Linked DNA regions of Homo sapiens: all the other regions are linked to region 1. The links are chromatin contacts, found by Hi-C or POLR2A ChIA-PET in ENCODE. All regions are on one chromosome and are shown on one strand. Each heading gives the region's core, a stretch centred on a gene start or an enhancer-like site at or near the end of the contact. The rest is flanking DNA. Distances are from core to core; before and after follow the strand shown. Region 1 holds the start of DENND1B (DENN domain containing 1B). Region 2 holds the start of RGS2 (regulator of G protein signaling 2). Region 3 holds the start of KIF21B (kinesin family member 21B). Region 4 has its middle 3.0 kb from the start of GPR25.

Region 1 (3,523 bases), core at 696-3,195:
ATGGTCAGCCTAAAAGCTCACTTAAAAAGATTTGCTTTGGGATGCGAATGTGTAGTATTTCCCTCGATGTACTTAACATAAATGGAATGAAGAACAATTTTATACTGTTCAAGGGTATGACTGTCATTTAAAATAAAATCCCAACAATGGATGAGGAAAACAATTGTATTATTATCTCCTCACACCAAATTAAAAAGTCCTCAATATGGTCACCCCAAGTAGGGTTCCTTTCTTTGGAAATAATTAATTATAATGAAAGGAGAAGTTTGAGAAATTCAGTAACAGTTGGGGCAGAAGTGGCTTTTAGCTTACGAATTTTTTTTTTCAAGGCTTTGGAGTATGGTCACTTATGCAGAAAAATCTTTATTTGGGAAAAGAAAACTTATGTAGTATAGTTTGCCTAATTGTGAAACTGAAATTCACAGAATAATTTCTCAAAAGATAATACAAATTTGTAGCACCTGTTTTACTTGAACATCACACTGCTCATGTGATGTACAAGTAATAATTCCCATTTTACAAATGTAGGAACCGAGAAACTGAAGTGTCTCACCCCGAGTCAAGCTATGACAACACTTTATGATAAACACATTTTTTTTTTGTTTGTTTGTTTCCCAGTTATGGCCCGTCCTCATTTTTTACTAACAGGCCCATGGCTATACAATATTTCTGATCCTGTTGACCAAGTAGTACCCAATTTTGGCAAGAAAGTTTAAGGTTATATAACTGAGTGCAACTTCAGGTTCTCTGACTCTTGAGTTTTTTAATTCTTAAGACTCCTTTTCTGACTTTTATGTCTTATGACTCACACTACATTCATACCACATTTGGTTTCCTCTCATCATCTTAACTTCTGCATGAATAAAGTCTGAAGTAACCACCTTTTGGAAGAAACACTGTGGCTATGTGTCAAGGGTGGCAGTGTTAGCTGGGAGAAGGCCTTTCCCAGAAGATCTCTGTGTAAGAGCCTGGCCTTCCACAGTCATTTGAATGTCCATCATAAGACTTTTCTACCTGTCTTCTCAGTAGATCCTAAATATGAGACAGCAGAGGAGGGAGACAGGCAATATGAGGTAGAAGTAAATAATCAGCATCAGATAGACCTGGTGTGAACTCCAGCTTTGCCATTACTCCCTGGTTTCTTCATCTGTAAAATGCTGATGAAAGTATCTATCACACACCTATGACAAGTACTGGGTGAGAGTGCACATAACCTGCTTCACATGTGCTTTAGGGCTGTGTAAATCAGTCCCTCCCACGCTTATTCAGTGGTGCCCTCTCTGAACTCGCCTAAACTGCCAGACTATGAGGCCTGCGACTATGTACATGTGTTCAAAAGTTAGTCCTTGGTTATCACTGCAGTCTGTGGTATAGGAATGTCTGCCTCCCACATGCGCAGACAAGTGGGGCACTACCATTTGGCTACTTGACAGGGCTATTTAGCAGGTGCACATGTCTGAACATTCCTGAATCAGGAGGGGGTAGCTCTGGATTTCAGAGAGCTGTAAGCAGGCCACAGCTGGAGTGACGCAAGAGCCAGGGGCATCAACTTGAGCTCTGAATTTGTAGTATGAAATGAAAGGAACCCAAGTCCGTGTGTATGTGTGTGGAAAACACTGCAGGTCGAGGTACTTTTCCAGGTACTTCGCCCTTTGTGGGGTTGCAGCCCCGACGCCCTGGAATCTGGACTGGACCCAGAAAGGAAGCCGGTTTGGTTCATGCTGAGGACACAGGGGGCACCTTGCCTTTCTGGCTAGGTGGCAAAGCGGTACGTGGGCCATCCCAGCAGGCACTAGCGCTCCCCCTGCACCCTCTGGCCGCCCGGGCGCGGGGACCTGGCCCCCGCCTCCTCCACAGTCTCCGACTTGCGAGCCGCACGGCCCAGGTGAAGCCGCTGGGCGCGTCCCCGCGCGCCCCTTCCCCCTCCCGGCGACTTCCTGATTTGCAAGAAGGTGCAGGAGCCGCAGCGGGCGGCCCCGGTCGCAGGAACTGAGAGGCCTCAGCTTTGGTGGCGGCTACCGGCGGAGACGGGGGCGGCGGCCACGCCACCGCTGCTGTCACAGAAAGGCTCTGGTGGGTGGGGTGGGAGGCGGGGAAGTGCCGGGGGCGCAGCCGACATGGGCCCGCCGCCACGGCTGCTGTGAGCAGCCTCTTTCCCTGTGTGGCCGCCGGCGTGGGCGGGGACGGCGCGACCCTCGCGCGGCCGGGCTGCGGGCTTCCAGGCCAGCGCGCGGGGGCCGGACGGACAGCCCCACACCGACATGTAACCATGGACTGCAGGACCAAGTGAGTGGGGGGGCCCGGGCGCGTCGGGGGCGGGCGTCCCTCGGCGGCCCCTCCCAGGCCAGCTCGGCTCCTCCGCGCCTCCGCGCTCAACCGGCTCCCCGGGCGGCCGAGGTTGGCCGGGCGGGCTGGGGGTGCGGTCCGGCCCCCAAGCCTCTGGCCGGCCGGCGGGACGGCGCTAGGCCGCAAAGCCTGCCCGCCCTGCGTCCCCGGCCCTCCGTGGTTGGCGCGGCTCCTCCCGGAGAGGCCACTAGCGCCTTGTCGACGCCCGCCTTTCGGGGGACAGGGGAGGCCGGGCGGCCCCTGACACCGCCGCTGAGGGGTTCTCGTGCTTCCCCCGAGTGTGTCAGATGTGACTCTCCTGGGGCTGCCTGTGTGCGTGTGGTGTCCGGGAGGGAGTCAGCGTTGAGGTTAAGAGGTTATTATTCCGAGTGCTCTCTGAGCATTAAATATAACCGGTGTTTTCTTAAGTCCGTTTGTTACTTTTGTCTTGGATGTTTTCTTATGATTCTGCTTATAAAATTAGATTGGTCTCTGGTGTTTCTTTATGCAGCAACTGTAGATGCATGGTTCTTGCAAAACGGTATCCAATTAGAGGGTACTTTTATGTGTGTGCTAAAGTATTTATCAACGACTACTTTGCTCAGGAGATTAGGTAAAAAGCAATTTTAATAACGGTGGTGATTTTGTTTCTAGGTATCTTAGAGGCATGAGTTTTATATTTTTCTTCTGAAACTTAACTTTGGAAAGAATTCCTTTTTACTTCGCTTACCCACCCTTTACTATCTCCTTCTCAAAAAGTTTAAAATAATGCCATGTATATTTGTATTATTGTGAAAGGCCGTTTGAATTTCACAGAAGTAAAACTGAGTCAATATTTAACTTTTACACCTAAGAGAAATTCTAAAGAATATTAGGGAAAGAGGGAAATTATGTAATAGAATTATTTTCTTCAGTGTGTTTGACATCATGGTGGGCAGGGTAAGTGAGTAAAAATAGTATGCTTCTTGACATTAATTGTTTTAAGAGGGAGGAAGTCATCTGAGCCCAGATTATTCCCATTGAAACAAGTTAATAGCGGAAAGGCTAAAAAAATGTATATTTGCATGTTAATTTATATGTCTTGTCACTTCCTATGTTTCCAGATTCATATCTTATAAGAAAAGCTTCCAAAAAAAGAAATGCTTTTTTTTAAAGTCAGAGCTGGCATTCGTTTCTTGAAGGAAGTACATATTAAATA
Region 2 (3,523 bases), core at 412-2,911, 5.0 Mb after region 1:
AAACATTGTATGCAATGGAAAAACTGACTCAACCTTAACTATAAGCAACTGCCACTTTAATTTGTTTAGGCTGATTTTCTTCCCCACCTGGAGAGAATATATGCATTTATTTGTTAAACCCTGGGAAATAAAGGAAAGAAAAACAGGCTTTATCCTATAGTGACTGCAGTCTAATCCCCCTCAGGCAAGCTGCTCTTTTGTTAGGTGGACGCAGCCTTTCCAGGCTTTTGCGATGTTAGCAATGGCTCAAGCTCAAGAGTTAACTTACATTTGCTGGCTAGCAGCTCGTCAAATGCTTCTGACCACAGCTGTGCTTCCTCAGGAGAAGGCCTGCAAGAGAGGTTCTGTATGTTAGCTTACGCACATCAGAGTTCCCCTTTTCAGTTCAGCAGCTAACTATTGATATTTGCAAGCACAGGATTCTCAACTTACTTGATGAAAGCTTGCTGTTTGCTTTTTTTGCCGGTTTTGGGCTTCCCAGGAGTAGAGGAATTTTGTAAGAAGTAGCTCAAACGGGTCTTCCAATCTTTTAAACTAAAACAAAAAATTAAAAAGATAATTACTAACTAGCAACACTTGAATATGCTACTGCAGCTGAACGCATTTTTACCAAATAAAGTCACCCAGTAACTAGAGACAAACCGCATAAGGCAAAGCAAGAACTCTTCAAATAAGTCTTATCCACCTAACATTTAAACCTCATGTACTGAGCAGTTTCGTCCATTAATCTGACCGTATCTACTAGTTTTACAACTAAGGGCAGGGCTACCTATAATCACTAGGGTATTTTAAAGAATTGTTAATGAATTTAGTTCAAAAGGCAGACACTATTTCTGGCTCACAAAGGGCATCAGTTTGTTTGCAAGGTTAATTACAATTCCGAGACGTTTTGCACTTTAATGAAAAGGACAGACATGGAACTGTCTGGAGCCGGCCCACGCTTCTCTCTTTAGAGCAGGAGGTTCTGGACCACGCCAGAGACTGTACAAAGAGGTGGGTGACTGATTCCCCTGCGCTCTTCCTTCCCCACCTACGACACTTCTTTTAAGCAGACGCTGCATAACAATTATTTGTTCCACATTCGGACTGGGTGAGATCTGCTCTATAATTAAAAAACAAAAATGGATTTTAAACGAGTATATTCAGAACCAGCAAGAGCATCACCTTCCAGTAGCTGTGTAAGCTGATGAGAACTCATCATGCAACGTATGAATGCTGGGGACGCGCTTCAGCCGCAGGATTCTGATGTCATTTTGAATGCAGGAGGACAAAAAGCCAACCCGCAATTTCTTAGCGCATCAACCACCGCCCTCATATCAACTGTCTCCCTCGGTTCTTAAACTGTACCCGAGCATCACCCAGATTTAACCTTACTTAACAAATTGACCTTTTCGATTTTTTTTCCCTGCATAGGCTCAGGCTAGTTTCCTAACGTCAAAGGCGAGCCCGAAAGTACCGCGTTTGCAGCTTGCAGTGTGGGGCAGGGGGTGGCGGGAGAGGGAAGAAAGCCATACTCACAGGGTCCGTTTCATCTTTTCTCGCTTCTCCTCGCTCTTGTGGCCACTGCCTGCGCTCTTGTCCATGGGTCTGCAGTCGTGTTGAACAGCCAAGAACATAGCACTTTGCATTATCGTTCTCCCGCTGGAGCCCCGGCTGTTTGCGGCTGGGCGTGCGTCGCAGCATTTATGAGGCCTCGGCTTGGGGGCGGGGCCTCGCGGCTCCGGCCCCGCCTCAAGAGGACGCGGATTGGTCGGCTGCAGACTGGCACGGGGATGGGTCAGCGCCCGCCGGCGGCAGTCACGGCTGCTGCCGAAGGGTCTCGAAGCCGGGGCGCTGCTGACGTCTGCGGCCCCGGCTTCTTGCGCACTCGGGCCACATAGCAGCGGCCAGCTGGGGCAGGTGTGGGAGCAGATGGAGAGTCTTCAGTGTGGGCCGCTGCGCACGACCTTTTGCTGAAGCGTGGCGGCCGGGCGGGCTCGAGGGCTTTGCGACGGAGGGAGGGAGCCGAAGTTGGCGGCGGCCCGGCGGGGGCGCCGGCGCTCCCTCACCCACCCTGACGGGCTCCCCAGCCCGAGGCCAGAGCGGCGATTCCCTGGCAGGAGGAGGTCGCCCGCCACGAGGCCGGAGTGCAGTGGCCTGATTTCGAATGAAGAGTGGGATTTTTCTTCCTTTTTTGAGCGCGTTCCCTGACCCCGCGCCTCATTTCTTGTTTGCTGTCCTGCTGTAGGACTCATTCGACACCCCCTGGTCTGTGAACTGAGGCAATGGGGAGACCCTCGCCCGTTTCTCTCTGCCACTTAACTTAAGGAAGGAGTAACCTGAAACGTTGATTGCCCAGGGGCAGGGTGGGATCTGCTCTGCAGCTTGCTGGGGCGTCTTGGAACACTTTGAGAATGAACATTAGGGATTGAACAAGAGAAAGTGACTTTATCAGAAGACAGTGCTTTAATTGGGTTTGCATTTTTGATCACTACTAGGCACGTGGCTGGGTCTGTCTATAGGGTCATTCCTCAGGAGTCCTTGGTCACATCTCCTGCCAAAATAGAAATCACAGATTTCCTTATGGTGGGAGAGAAAGCTGCAGACATAGAGATTTCATAGCTGTAATGCACCAGAATCAGTGAGTTCAAGGAGTCAGGATTTCCTCATGAGTCATTCTTGTTGAGTTAGGATTTACCAGAACATTTAATAACTGGCAAAAAGTAGGGGGGAGAATGAGTTAACAGTTTCCTTGATTAAGTTTTATTTGTTAATTCTTCAAGTATCATCTCTACTCCTGAAGGTTTTAAAACGACTTGATTGGTAAAGACAAATAGATTACCTCAACCACAAAATGAGTTGATTTCGGATAATATTACCAGAACTAGCCAGTGAAATGTTTAAGCGGCTTTGCAACCAAGCTGCAGATATTCTCTCTACTTTGTATTCGACTTCTTAAAAGGAAATTGGAAATAATTAATATATTCTTACGGTGAGCTGCCAGTAGTTGGAGCTCCAAGTTTGACTTGGAGGGCAAAACCTGCAGTTATTATTTAAGACAACAGTTGTGGACTTTATTGTGGAAAGGAAAATCGTGTAGATTTCAGTAATAGATACTTTGAAACATGCTTGTTAACTCTAGGAATGCCATTTTTTCTTAAGCATATGCTCTTCCTCTCCTATGCTTTGCATAATAGTCCTACATCTATTTTCACTTTCTGATGACTCAATACGTATTTATCAGCTGTCTGTAATACGCAGACACTTGCTTTTTCTCACCACTGTAAACCTCAATATATTTTATACTTAGAACCTTAGATGTTAGAATTTACTCATAGACAGTTAAATTCGCTGGCAGGCCAGGAGTTCTGACAAAGAGGCAGCAGAGAGAGAGAGCTGGACTTCTGTCAGGAGACCCAGTTAGAGCCTGGGCTTATCCAGTAAATGCTAAGTAACTGTTGGGACACTAGCTTCACACCTCTTTGAGTCCCAGTTTCTCATCTGTAATAAGAGTAACATGTATTTTCTTGCCAGCCTCATAGGA
Region 3 (3,523 bases), core at 749-3,248, 3.2 Mb before region 1:
GGGACCTCCTGCAGGCAGGAAACCAGAGTTGGGCCCCAGAGAAGTCCAGAGATGAGTTGGCGGGAAAGTAGCTCTTCAGAATGCAACATTACCATCCGGGAAGGCTGAACCTGGAGTCCGCTGTGCCTAGAGGAAAAGCCTGGGCCGGCCTAGCTCCCTTCTGCCTGGACATCATCATCCCTTCCACCTTGGTGGTCATCTGGGAAGCCTGGAATAAGATATACATGTCCAAATCTGGAGTCTGTTGCTTATATGCTGGAATTCATACATGTGAGGCTCAGTTTCCCCATCTGCAAAATTTAAAAAGAATAAAAAAGCCTAGCTTACAAGGTTATAGGGAAAAAATGAGAATATGTGCATAAAATACCTTGTGTAGGTGGTCCATATGTGTTAGTCTCCTCCCCACGAATTATTTTGGTTGGAAGATGGGGAGGAATGTTGCAGGATATGACTGCAACATTCTGCTAACCTCCTGGTCCAGGAGAGGTGATCCCCTGGCCCCAGGGAGAGCTTCCTCTAGATTCAAATGCTAATAAAAGGTCCAGGATACCACCAAGACCTCTTCTCCAGCCCCCATCATGGGGGCACTGCTGGCGGTGCTCCTCCTGTTTGCCATGGGGATGAAAAGGATGTGTTGATTGGCCCTTGAAATTTGCCCTTGAAATTATCTTTGGTTTTGATTTGACCTTAATAGGTCAAGCCAAACAGGGATCTGAGCTACTGCATGAAGCAGTTATTGGCGGGGAGGGGGGTGTGAGTGGAGGAGGGAAGGGGAGGAAGATGGTACCAACAGATGCATCCTCAGACCCCAGTCCACACCCTTGCCAAAATCTCTGACATGGTTTCATCATCTGAGGGTAATGTAAGAGGCCTGGAGTCAGACTCCCCTTCCTCCCCTCCCCCAGAGATCCCCATCCACATCTGGGGCTGCAGCTGGGTCCTCCTCTTGGGCCCTTTCCAGGGGAGGGAGCTGGGTGAAGTGAGGGCAGCTGGTGAGGGGCCCTGTGAATGGCCCCAATGTTGGGAGGCAGGGGGCAGGGAAGAGGCGTCTGGGCTCAGAGGGAGGGAGATGGACTGGGAAGGGAATTGTGACTTTGCAGCACTGGTCTCCTCCTCCATCCAGGCCCAGCGTTAAAGTCTCCATGGTCCTCCTTGTCCTTTATACCCATTCCTGCAGGCAGCTGCCCTCCTTCCCTTCCCCACCCACTTCACCGCCCAGCCTCTCTACCCAGGTGCTCGGAACTGAGGGCCCCCTTTGTTCCCTCCTTTCCCCCAGGGCAGCTCAGGCCTCCCACACTGACCCTCTGGCCCCACAGCCACAACAAGCAGAGTGTGAGCCAGGCCCAGTGGGGTCATCTGTGGGTCATAAAGGTCAATGGGACAGTCGTCTAGCAGTAGGGAGGGGCTAGTCTTGGGCTAGGAGCCTGGCCAGGAATCAACTAAAACATGAGCTTTAAGATGCTGCAGGGTGGAGGTGGGGGAAATTTTAGTTAGGGGCTAGCAAGAACTCCCTTCGAGAAGGGTTGGCGAATTTACTGGAATAAATGCAGAAGGGAAGCTTTCCTGGCTCTTTTGAACTATAAACCGTCAATCGCTGTGGGATCCCCGGGAGACCAGGGTTCTTACCATGCTTACCCACGAACTCGCTCTGTAACCTTCGGTAGTTCCCCTCTTTGAATCTCAGTTTCTTCATTTATGAAATGAGGGTCCCATTGAAGCCGAGGTTCTGCTACTCCAGGAGCCGAGGTTCTAACGTGGTCTGCGTCCAGCGCCCCCACCCCTACTCCCACCCCTACCCCCACCCCCACCCTTCAATCCCGCCCCCTACCCCCAGCCACCCCGTGGCCGCGAGCCAAGAGGTCCCTTTAAAGGCGCGAGTCCCGCCCCCACTGCTCATTAGGGCTTTCGATTGGCGGCTCCTGGGCGGGGCGGGGCCCGGCCTGGGCTCGGGGCTGGCTCGGGGCGGGCTCGGGGCCGGATCGGCCCCCGCCCCCTTTGTTCGCGCTGCGGCGGGAGGTGGCTGCCGGGTGGGAGGTGTGTGCGCGTGTGCCGCGCCGTAGGGAGCGGCGGGTCGCGCCGCCGGCTGTCAGCTAGCTCCGCGCCGCCGCCCGATGGCGCGAGGAGGCGCGCGGGCCCAGCCCCGGGGGGCCGGCCGCGGGTGAGCCCCTCGGCCTGCCGCCCGCGAGCATGTCACCTCCAGCCGCCGCCGCCGCAGCCTCCGCCAGCCGCGCCCGCGCCCCCGCCTCCCGCAGCCGCAGCCGCTGCCTCGGGCATTGGCCCCCAGACCCCCGCCTCTGATCCACGCCCAGACCCTAGCTCCAGAGGGCCATGGCCGGCCAGGGGGACTGCTGCGTCAAGGTGGCCGTCAGGTAGGGACCCGGGGCGGGGAAGGGGGCGCGCGGAGAAGCCTCGGGCTTTGTCTCGCGTGGGCTTTGGGCGGGGGGCGCGAGCACCGCTTGGGCTGGAGCCTGCACTCCCGGAGGAGGGGCCGGCGTGGGACGGGATGGAGGGCGCCGCGCGCTGGCCAGTCTGCCGCAGGGGAGCGGCGACCCCGCCGACTACTGGAAGGTGGCTTTGTTTGGGTGGTAATTTTGGGCCCCTCTTGGGAGCCCTTAATGATCAGAAAATCGAATAAACAAGGAAATCCGGTATTTCACACCCAGCTCTGGCCCAGGCCGGAGCGTCTGTGCGTTTCCTCTTCGCCTCCCCACGAGGCTGCTGTCTCATACGGGGATACCAGAGAGGGAAATTTCCCCTCATCCATGCGAGTCAGCTAGTTATGTGCTCTTGGTCCAGCTAGCAAAGGCAGCACACCCACCCTGGGAGCCAGATCTGCAGACAAAGATCGGGTGCGGGGACCAACGGAAAAGCTGGGATGATGCCTTGGCCTTCTGTGGGAAGTCAATGGCTTTGGGGGAGAATCCTACCAGTCCTGTCCCAAGAGGAGATGGGCCTAGGAAGGGAGGAAGAGGTGTATCTGAGGTGCTTCTCTCTGAGAGGGCAGGAGGGTGTGATGCAGATGCCCCATCCTCAGGCACTCAGATAAAATTGAGCAGGGGAGGGTTGCCTAGACTTATCTGGGGTTCCATTCTCAACAGCTCCGGGACTTGAGCCGGCAGAAATGAGACAGGGAGAGGACATGGCTGGGTGGGTTCTATTGGGAGGGGTACACAAAGGTGCAGGAGCAGGAAATGCTGTGAAATTGAGCCATCTGTGTTCTTTGTGCTGGGTGGAGATGCTTCACACCTCACCACTTCTCCCAGTTTTTGCTTTGGGTTTTTCTCTTTGAGAGGGGTGTCTTGGCGGCAGAGTGCCAATCTGGAGCTGCTCACCAAGGTAGGGATGTGGCAAGAACATCTATCTCTGCCCCAGCCCTGTATGATGGAGGGGGCGGGGGATTGTCCAGGTCTAGGGTAGGTCTCTCAGGTCTCTAGATCCCTTGGGTCATATGTGACCCAGATTCCAGGGGTCCTAGGAGGTTGCTCCTAGACAGAGTCAGAGATGGCAATGAAAAAGCTTTCTT
Region 4 (3,523 bases), core at 554-3,053, 3.1 Mb before region 1:
AAGAGATGCCATTCTTGGCCTTCGCAGTTTGTTGCATAGGCAGGAGAGATGGTTACATAAGCAGAATCTTATGTAATCTTATGCAGGGGCCAAATTGTAGTAAATGTTAAAAACCAAGCCCTCTTAGGGTTTAGTGGAGGGGGAGTGATTATTTTTGACGGGAGGGCTGAATCAGAAAAGGCCTTCGAGGAGATGACACTTGAGATCAGTCCCAGGAAGGAGCTGAAAGTCAAATAAGAGCAGCAGAAAAGAGAAGAAAGGGTCAGACTCGGAGGAGGGAGTAAAGGGAACAAGTATACCAAAATGAGTAGGAATGTGGGCTTTTCAGGGGACAAGCAGTCTGCCAGAGCCCAGGGTAGGAAGGTGGGGGCAGGAGATGAAGCAGGAAAGGATCATGAGGGGATTTGGATTTCAATCTATAGGTCATGGGGAGCCAGGAGGCATCGATCTGTGTTTTGAAAAGATCGCTGGCAGAACTATGGAGAAGGGAGAGGCTCAAGCCAGGGAGACCCCATAGTAGGTTGTAATTATTTGTGTCTGAAATAGATCATGAGCAGTGGGGACAGAAATGGGAGGGTATATTCAAGAGATAATTGTAACATCATAGGTCTCACAAAGAGGAGTCAAAGATAAGCCTGGGGTTTCTCTGCTTAGGGACTATATGGACGCTGTCCCCTTAACTGCCAAGAACACAGAGAGGCACATGTGTGTATGTGTTCAGTTTGATGTTGAAGTGGGGTCATGAAATAATTTATCATCTAACCAGGATGTTTCTGAGAGTGAAAGGGGCACTATCAGAATTAACCTGGGCCGTAAACCAGGACTATTTTGGGCAAACTGGGACATAAGGTCACCCTCGCTCAGGGTCCCTCTGGCACACGGAGATCCCCAGGAAGGATTTGGAAAATGGTCTTAGAGGCCGGGCGCAGTGGCTCACATCTAATCCCAGCACTTTGGGAGGCCGAGGTGGGTAGATCACTTCAAGTCAGGAGCTCGAGACCAGCCTGGCCAACATGGTGAAACCCTGTCTCTACTAAAAATGCAAAAATTAGCCGGGCACGGTACGCGCAAGTCCCAGCTACTCAGGAGGCTGAGGTGGGAGAATCGCTTGAACCCAGGAGCAAAGGTTGCAGTGAGCTGAGATCAAGCCACTGCACTCCAGCCTGGGTGAAAGAGCGAGACTCCATCTCAAAAAGAAAATGGTCCTAGAGCTCACAGAGGGTTGGGTATGCAGTGTTTAGGCTGCTCCTGTCAAGAATTTCTCCCACACCAATTACAAGATGGGCAGGGAAGAGAAGAGCCTAGGGAATGAATGGTCTGGACCTTCCCTTCACTGGCTTTTCAGCCTCCGGGCTTGGTTTTCCCCTGAAGACCCACCCCAGAGCCGCTTTTCTAATGTCTGAGCATGTGGTTGCTGGTGAGCGGTGCCCACATCCGGGGTGGAGTAGGGGGCTGCAGCCTCCTCCCCTAGAAGGCTAGCAGGGGCAGTGCTTGCCTGCCAGAGCCCAGAGACCATCAGAGACAGACCCAGTGTTGCTGGACTTCACCCCTTCAGGCACACCTCAGTCTGCGGGCTCAGAGAGTGTGAGTGATCCTGAAAGCTAGAGATGAACAGCAGAGAAGCCGCCGGGTGAAAACAAAGAATGGGGCAAGCAGACCAAGAGGGGAATATAGGAAGGGGGTTGAGGGGAAGTAGAAGTAGGTTATTTTAAAAATCACAGAGCTACTTGCTTCCTGGGCCATCATCTCATACCCAAGGGAAGTCTGTGGCCCAGAGCATATGCTGAATTTTCTCTGCTGAGGCCTGGGTGCTGTCCATGGGCCTTACTGAACTTGTCTGGATGAGAAGAAACAGCAAAGGTCAGAGCCAGGGACACTGCCTTAGGCCCGGTCTCCTGGGGTGCCCAGCCCGGTTTCAGTGACCAAGGCCAACTTCACAAGACTGCTCTTTCACCCTTCAGGAGGACTCCCCACAGGATTACACACAAGTCAACTAATAGAAACACTCACCCTTACAGGCTGGGAATCCTGGCCATGCTCTCTAACAGGTGTGGACAAAGCAGAAGAAGTCTTCCCTCTTCCTCCATCCCACCCCTGGGAGCCTTCTCTAACCTCCATCCCTAAGAGGACTTCCTCTCTCTGCACTGCTGGAGCCAGGGCAACTGTTACGTGGCTCCGTCTTGCCTTGCCCATGGGATTATGAACTTCTCAGGGCGAGGGGGAGCTTCTTTCTACTCATCAGGGTGATTAGCACAAGCCTGAAAACAGAGGAGATACTTTAAATAAATATCCAATGCTTCGGGCTAAATTGTTTTCGAGAGTAGGTTTATTTCTGCCCCTTTACAGGTTATATTTAAGTTCTTATAACTTATTTTTTCTAATTTTAATTTTTCTGTACAAAGAATCTTAACATTTTAAGTAAATTGTATTTGCCTTTTTATGTTTAATCATAAAAGCCATCTAATACATTACAGAATAAAGAAGTAGTCGTCATCTTGGACCTGCTACCCCTACACAACCAAACTTAGCCAGTGAAGGACATTTTCAAAAGTATTTATTTGTAATCTCATTATTTTTAGATTTTCTATTTTTAAATATTCCATTTCAGATATTCTTCACATTTTTTACACAGGTGTTTCAAAGTCGTATCTGTAATTAGAGTGTACACAGTATTCTCAATTAATATCATATAAATCCACATGAGTCTATGTTGCTTAATTTTCTAAACCCTTAAATATGGATATTTAGGATGTTTCTAGTATTTTTAACTGTTATAGAAATTTGTAATGAATAATTGCACTTATGACTTTTTTATATTGTTTTTATAACATAAATGCTCTTGTATAAGTACATATAAATATGTATTTATATACATATAAATATGTACAAATATAACATATTTATATAAATATGTATAAATATAACATTTATATAAATATGTTGTAAAACACGTTATAAATACAAATTTTGTAACAAAGGCAATGAAAATTTTTATTGCTTGATACAAATGTTTACAGTGATTAGCAGTTTAGAATGTCACTGGCATTGTATGAGAGTATAAGGTTCAACACAGTCTTCTTAGAGATGTTCATCGGTAACATATATTTTCCATTGTAATAGGCAGTGAGGTAAAATGGTACCTCATTTCAATTTGCACTTGTTTATAAATAAGATGGAAAATCTATTTATTTCCTAAGTGAACCATTCTAATCATGTCCTTCACATATTTATTATAATCTATGTATTTCTTATTAATTTGTACAAACTATATATTTAGGATGAGTCATGATTTATTCCACTTGATTCAAATATTTTTCCAAATTCTTTTCTTAGCTATTATTTATTTTAGTTTGACATTTTCATATAGTCAAATTTGTTGCTATTAGCAATTTCAGAGTTTAGAATGTTACTTTCTCTTTGACAATGTAAGAAGATTCAGTCTGTCATTAAAAAATAATTTTCATTAGTATTTTAAAATTTACCTGGTGTGTAATCGATGTTTTCATATTTCTATCCAGCTTTC

What was found. Hi-C counts contacts between places; a loop is a spot of excess contacts on that map. ChIA-PET counts read pairs that join two places held with the same protein, here RNA polymerase II (POLR2A). Pooled maps may share reads with other maps.
Region 2: a map of naive thymus-derived CD4-positive, alpha-beta T cell shows a loop between it and region 1 (10-fold over the local background). The contact joins the promoter of RGS2 here to the promoter of DENND1B in region 1. A Hi-C loop is called at or near these places in 1 of 168 maps with a recorded cell type or tissue (naive thymus-derived CD4-positive, alpha-beta T cell) and 7 of 50 pooled maps. POLR2A ChIA-PET finds 5 or more read pairs at or near these places in 1 of 52 experiments (CD8-positive, alpha-beta memory T cell).
Region 3: a map of CD4-positive, alpha-beta T cell shows a loop between it and region 1 (26-fold over the local background). The contact joins the promoter of KIF21B here to the promoter of DENND1B in region 1. A Hi-C loop is called at or near these places in 1 of 168 maps with a recorded cell type or tissue (CD4-positive, alpha-beta T cell) and 9 of 50 pooled maps. POLR2A ChIA-PET finds 5 or more read pairs at or near these places in 1 of 52 experiments (BJ).
Region 4: a map with no recorded cell type shows a loop between it and region 1 (9-fold over the local background). The contact joins the enhancer-like site here to the promoter of DENND1B in region 1. A Hi-C loop is called at or near these places in 2 of 37 single-sample maps with no recorded cell type and 2 of 50 pooled maps.

The regions. Positions count from the first base shown.
Region 1 is chr1:197,773,902-197,777,424 of GRCh38, reverse strand. It overlaps DENND1B (DENN domain containing 1B), which reads left to right and starts at 1,945. Exons shown (of 23, transcript NM_001195215.2): 1 at 1,945-2,286. The coding sequence starts at 2,270. RefSeq lists an enhancer at 728-777 and silencers at 1,152-1,446, 1,738-1,937, 2,088-2,597.
Region 2 is chr1:192,807,177-192,810,699 of GRCh38, reverse strand. It overlaps RGS2 (regulator of G protein signaling 2), which reads right to left and starts at 1,661. Exons shown (of 5, transcript NM_002923.4): 1 at 1,519-1,661; 2 at 433-534; 3 at 269-330. The coding sequence starts at 1,628. RefSeq lists silencers at 408-467, 1,975-2,184, 3,121-3,210 and an enhancer at 1,425-1,644.
Region 3 is chr1:201,022,189-201,025,711 of GRCh38, reverse strand. KIF21B (kinesin family member 21B) reads left to right here and starts at 1,998. Exons shown (of 35, transcript NM_001252102.2): 1 at 1,998-2,369. The coding sequence starts at 2,329. It overlaps LOC101929305 (a long non-coding RNA gene), which reads right to left and starts at 1,763. Exons shown (of 4, transcript NR_188464.1): 1 at 1,627-1,763; 2 at 93-208. RefSeq lists silencers at 1,273-1,430, 1,782-2,141, 2,542-2,591 and an enhancer at 3,196-3,523.
Region 4 is chr1:200,868,196-200,871,718 of GRCh38, reverse strand. No RefSeq gene overlaps it. Among named protein-coding and RNA genes, the nearest start is that of GPR25, 3.0 kb to the left of the region's middle. Within about 2 kb of position 1,803, at least 2 of the 41 ENCODE cell types and tissues checked have a DNase peak (open chromatin) inside an H3K27ac peak, as active enhancers do.